Regions from separate parts of the Homo sapiens genome. Here region 1 is linked to region 2. A link is a loop called in an ENCODE intact Hi-C map of the cell type or tissue named here. Cell type or tissue: heart left ventricle. All regions are shown on one strand. Links, peaks and the distances in the headings refer to the core of each region. The heading gives the core; the rest is flanking DNA.

What was found. A loop is a pair of places that touch in the nucleus more often than their neighbours do. Peaks named below come from ENCODE experiments on the same cell type or tissue, not always from the same donor. Only the 100,000 strongest peaks of a DNase experiment are listed, where the experiment ranks them.
Region 1: a loop joins it to region 2, with 2.3 times the contacts of the local background. A loop is called at or near these places in 14 of 110 quality-filtered maps.

The regions. Positions count from the first base shown.
Region 1 is chr3:126,464,601-126,467,400 of GRCh38, reverse strand. ZXDC (ZXD family zinc finger C) reads left to right here. Exons shown (of 10, transcript NM_025112.5): 5 at 1,076-1,246. Among named protein-coding and RNA genes, the nearest start is that of ZXDC, 9.9 kb to the left of the region's middle. In heart left ventricle, for the core only: no CTCF peak of the experiment used is centred there; a DNase peak (open chromatin) is centred at 1,320.
Region 2 is chr3:126,388,322-126,391,121 of GRCh38, reverse strand. LOC107986044 (a long non-coding RNA gene) reads left to right here. Exons shown (of 3, transcript XR_001740563.1): 2 at 1,221-1,487. Among named protein-coding and RNA genes, the nearest start is that of CFAP100-DT, 5.1 kb to the left of the region's middle. RefSeq lists an enhancer at 1,042-1,590. In heart left ventricle, for the core only: CTCF peaks have their summits at 1,456 and 1,664 (motif pointing right); a DNase peak (open chromatin) is centred at 1,731; H3K4me3 peaks cover 926 bases; H3K27ac peaks cover 556 bases.

The DNA of each region.
Region 1 (2,800 bases), core at 111-2,610, 76 kb before region 2:
GGGCCCTCAGCACCCCTGTGAGGTAGGTGTCACTCCCGTTTCACAGAACAGAAAAAGGAGACCCGCAAAAGATAAATAATTTGTCTAAGGCCACACTGCTGGTAAGAGGCTGAACTGGAACCCAGGCTGGGGTGCCTGCACTGCTGCCCTTCATGCCCCCATGCCTTGGCTGGGCAGCTCCTGCGGCAGGAGCACCATCTGCTCTGCTGCAGGGTGGCCCAGTCACCTCGAGGGCTGCATACTCCTGAGACCGCTTTTCTGCCTTCTCGGGAGGTGTGTGGTTTCCTCTGCTGCTTGCATGTTTCAGTGTTGGCACTGACTTCCTTCTGCCCTTTGTTGCAGCAACTGGCTGTTCTATTTGCCCCTACCAGGTCATAGGCCTCTGACCGCCAAGAGCTCCACGTCTCCTTCCTGTGTCCATATGGGGCAGAGCTCCAGCGTAGTAGAAAGCCAGGGCACGGAGGGGAGGTGATTGTAACTTTGAATGTGTCTTGTTTTTCCTCTGATGCCTGTGTGCAGATCAGAGACATAAGTGGACTGGGAGTGTAAGCAAGGAGTTGCCAGCTCTGGGCTCCAGGACACCTGCTCAGTCTCCCTGGGCATCCATTGTCTCAGTGGGAAAGTGAAAGGACTGGCTTTGGTGATCTGTCAAGATAGTTTCCAGCTCTAAATGTCATCCTAGGATTACATTTTTTATGATAATAGCTTAATCGAGATGACTAGAATAAATTGTTTTCAACTGAATATTTAAGCAGTTAATACTTAATTTGACTTAATCTTCCCAACATCTCCATGTAGTGGGTGAAGAAACAGGCACAGAGGTTGCTTAGGCATAGCTGAGGTAGGACTTCAAATCTCCCTACGGGTTTCACTGTATCTCTTGCTTTTTAAAAACAGTTTGCTTTTGACTTGAATTGCTTGTGATGCTACTTCTAGAGATATTTGGTCTCTGTCCTTGCCAGTAGCCAGGGTGCAAAATGCAGGTCTGGTGGTTCTGATCTGATGGGGAAGTGTCACTTGTTCCTGGTTCCTTGGTGATCCTTGGGTTTCACTCTCATTACTCTTTTTGTTCCAGGATGTTGCGCGAGGTTCTCCGCTCGTAGCAGTCTGTACATTCACTCTAAGAAACACGTGCAGGATGTGGGTGCTCCGAAAAGCCGTTGCCCAGTTTCTACCTGCAACAGACTCTTCACCTCCAAGCACAGCATGAAGGCGCACATGGTCAGACAGCACAGCCGGCGCCAAGGTCTGCACTTTCCACGGCCCCCATGGGGAGCTGCTTCCCTGTGAGAAACGGGAACAGTGCCAGTGCCGTCTGTTCCTTCTTCACCTCTTGGAAGGCGTCAGGCAGTGGGGTTGTGGGCGTGGCTGCCAAGCCAAGTGGCCTCTTTTGCACTCTCTGCCACTTTCTTGCCTTTGACCCTCTAATCCCTCCCATGTCTTTTGTTTTTTGAGACAGGGTCCCTCTCTGTCACCCTGACTGGAGTGCAGTGGTGTGATCATGGCTCACTGCAACCTCAGGCTCCTGCTCAAGTGATCCTCCCACCCCAGTCTCCAGAGTAGCTGAGCCCACAGGCATCCACCACCATGCCCAGCTAATTTTTGCATTTTTTATAGAGACAGGGTTTCACTATGTTGCTCAGGCTGGTTTTGAACTGCTGGCCTTAAGCAGTCTGCCCACCTCAGCCTCCCAAAGTGCTGGGATTACAGGCATGAGCCACCATGCCCTGCCCCTCCCATGTCTTTGAAATGCTTTCCTGGAAGAATGTTTCACTTTGTTGACTTTCCCTAGCATATGTCCCCTAAGCCTGTGTCTCTCACTGGGACTTTTGTCCTGAATTCTGAACCTGCCCCTCCTGTGTTTCCGTCTGCCTCAGCTATTCTATCTCCAAGTAACAAAGGCTAGAGCAGAGTTGTGTTTCAGGAGTGGACTGGGAGTAACGAGGGCTGGAGAGGGCAGGGTTAGAGAGGAAAGTGACGGTGGCCTGGTGACCTGTGAGGGGAATGCTGAGTGTGTGAGTGCCTAGTCATTGGGCAGCTTTGCAGCATGGGACTAGGAAACCTACCCCACTAGGCCTTCTCCACAGTCCAGGATACAGAAGTGCCTGGCAGCTGTGGTGGCGGCCCCTCTGGGGAGCACACCCATGTGCCCTATTCTCTGGGCCCTGGTGCGGTTGTCGCTCCTCACCGGGCCTGGCTGATGGCATCCTAGCTGGCCCTAGAGTTACTTCTGCTGCTCAGTCCGTGGAGGCTGTGTGTGTCACCAACTGGGTCCTCACGTCTCCTGTGTGACCAGCAGCACCACAGCAGAGCACCGGCTTTGGGGCGCAGCTGTGTCACAGCTGCCGCGTTGGCAAGGGACAGGCCTCCATGCCTCGCACAGAGTTTGGTGAGGGGTTGGGCTCAGGGCAGTTCTGTGGCCTTTGCTTTCTTGTGATCCTATTTAGAAGTGGTCATGAAGCCCCTCCTTGGGATCTTGGACACTGATCTTTCACAGTTTACAGCAGTTGCCGTTCAGCTTTATATTTAAATAAATTGCCCTTCTGGCTTTAGTAGTGTCTTGAGGACACGGAATGTGCGTGCCACCTGATTCATGTTGGAGGGTGTCACCTTTGCTCACAGAGGCCCACATGACCAGGCCCCTTTTCTCTGAGGGCTCTGTGAGACTACATCACTTAGGCCTCTCCCCTGTTTGGCCGTTCCCTCTCATGGCACACTTCCCCTTTCCTGACCTGGCCAATTGAGAAGTCTGCAGAGGCCCAGTGTTATACTAGATGCACTTTCCTTAAACTCTAGTGGG
Region 2 (2,800 bases), core at 297-2,796:
GTGCCACAGTTCAGAAGGCAGGATGCTGGGGCATGCAGCATGGCAGGTGAGAAAACTGCATGGCACTGGCCTGGTTCCCAGGTGTGCTCCTGGGCGTGGTCTCCACAGGTGGGGGTGGGGTGCAGGTCCCAGGTGGTTAGGGGACTGTGGTCAGCCAGCCAGGAAGAGGGGTTGAGACTAGACCAGGTTGTGGGCGTAGAGGAAATGAAAGAGACATACAGAGAGAGAGAGAGACAGAGAGAGAGTGTGTGTAGAGGCAGAAGGCAAGCTGGAGGGACCATGGTGCTGAGGAGGCTAGGGTGGGATCCAGATACAGGAGGAAGGGTAGGAGATGTGAGCATCAGGGGTGCTCCCCGGGAGGGCGTGATTTAGCCCCAGGAGCCCGGGGAAGGTAGTCTTTACACTAGTTTCAGGTATCATTTAGGTTGTATTTTGCTTCAAGAAACAGAAAGCTTCACCAGAAATGACTTACAAAGAAACTTCTCATGAGTAGCCCCTCAGAACACCTCTCCTCATATCTTAGCCAAAAAACTGCATGCCTAAACTAATCGCTGCCAGGGATAGAAGCTGGGGACTCTGTGGGAGGCCCCATCCCGGTGCCATAGGGCTGGTGCCTGGACGGCATCCGTTGTGTTAGGGAAAGGGATGGGGGGATCTGAATGGATTCTGGCTTGGCCATAGCACCCACTCCATGACATCCCCACCCAGGTGTCTGCAAGCCCTGAGGTAGGCAGCTCGCTCTGGGTTCCCTCGTCATCTAGCCCAGGAGCGCCGCTCTCCAGCGGATGCCTGGGGAAACCGCGTATGTGCACATACACCGAAAACTATGTCTGCGAGGCGAGATTATGGCTGATTATTTTTTTCCTATTGCTCGCTCTCATTTTTCTTTACAATGAAGTTGTAGACATGTATTACTTCTATAATAACAAAACAGTGAAAAGTAGAAGAAATTGCTGGGGGGCACCGTGACCCCGGGTGATGCCCGAGCTCTGTGGCGCTGTTGACGAGGACTTTCGGGTCTGGCCTCTTCCCGCGGCCCCCTCGGTGCCCTCTGCCTGGAGCCCACTTGGTTTCCAGGCTTTCCCCTCTGCCGAGCCCCTGCCAAGGGCCTAGCCCCTGTCCTCCTCCCATCTCTTCCGCAGCCAGTCTTTCCGTCTCAGCCCCAGCCTCGCCACCCCTGCGCCCAAGTCTCGGCTGATATGTCCTCTTTTTGCCCCCAGAGCCATGATCACTTCACGAGGACCTCTGCTGGTGTCTCCTCTGCTGTCCTGGAGGTCCCAGAGGACAGGAGCTGTGTCCTGTGACCTGCTGACCGCAACGCGTAGCACCTGGAAGGTGTTCATAGGATAGTTCCTCAAATGAGTCAATGGACAGTGAATGGGGAATGGAGTGGACGGTGGACGGGAGGGCAAGTTGTTTCCATGAAAGGAGGAAATTCCTGTGGAGGGAGTGGACAAGGCATGCCTGTTTGAGCCACGCGCAGATGAGTGAGTGGGTGGACGAGGCACGGACTGCGGGGAACCCGTGGGTGGGCGAGGCGTGGACGGCAGGACGCTGTGGGTGGGTGGACGATGTAAAGGGGGCTGGTGGCCGAGGCTATGGGCAGACTACGCGCTCGGCGGGAAGAGCAGGGCGCTAGGGGGCAGACGGGCGAACCGGCCGCGCGCTGTCCGCATCCGCCACGGCGTGGCGCCCCGCACCGTCAGCGCGCCGGGCGGCGAATCCCCTTTCTGCCCAGAAGGGACTTACAAAGAGGAACCTTTTGTCCCAGGCGGCGGTGAAAGGTTCCCGGTGACGCAGGCTTGTAAACAAGTTGAAAACCGGCCCTGGTCAGGCGTCAAGACGACCGCGCAGGCAGTGCTGCCGCGACCTGGGCTCGCTCGCCCGCTGCCGGGTCCCCACAGTTCCTAGCTCGCAGGCGGGGCGCGGTACCAAAGGGGCGCCGGAGGGGCCAGAGACCCCTCCACAGGCCCCAGTGTCCCTTCCTTGAGTTGTTACAGGAATCCACAGAGATATGTTGGGCAGGGCCTCCAAGCCTACAGAGCCCCTCTGCCAAAATGCTAACACATTTTTCTTTTTCTTTTTTTTCTTTTTTTTTTGGCAGCGTTTAGCTCTGTTGCCCAGGCTGGAGTGCAATGGCGCGATCTCGGCTCACTACAACTTCCGCCTCCCAGGTTCAAGCGATTCTCCAGCCTCAGCCTCCTGAGTAGCTGGGACTACAGGCACCCGCCACCGTGTCCGGCTAATTTTTGTATTTTTAGTAGAGACTGGGTTTCACCATGTTGGCCAGGCTGGTCTTAAACTCCTGACCTCAGGTGATCTGCCTGCCTTGGCCTCCCAAAGTGCTGGGATTACAGGCGTGAGCCACCACGCCTGGACCACTCTCACACTTCTAACCCTGCCTGATTTCAAACCTTCAGCCTGATTTTATGCATAATTGAGATTTGTGTGTTTTGTTTGAGACAGGGTCTTGCTCTGTGGCCCAGGCTGGAGTGCAGTGGTGTGATCTCGGCTCACTGCAGGCTCAACCTCCGTGACTCAGGCGATCGTCCTGCCTCAGCCTCCTAAGTAACTAGGGCCACCACAGGCATGCCACCACAGGCATGCCACCACACCTGACTAATTTTTGCATTTTTTTGTAGAGACAGGGTCTAGCTATGTTGTCCAGGCTGGTCTTGAACTCCTGAGCTCAAGTGATCCTTTCACCTTGGCAAGTCCCAAAGGGCTGGGATTACAGGAGTGACACCTCCCCCCACCCCCCGCCACCAACCACATCCGACTTCAAATCCAGCCCCACCCC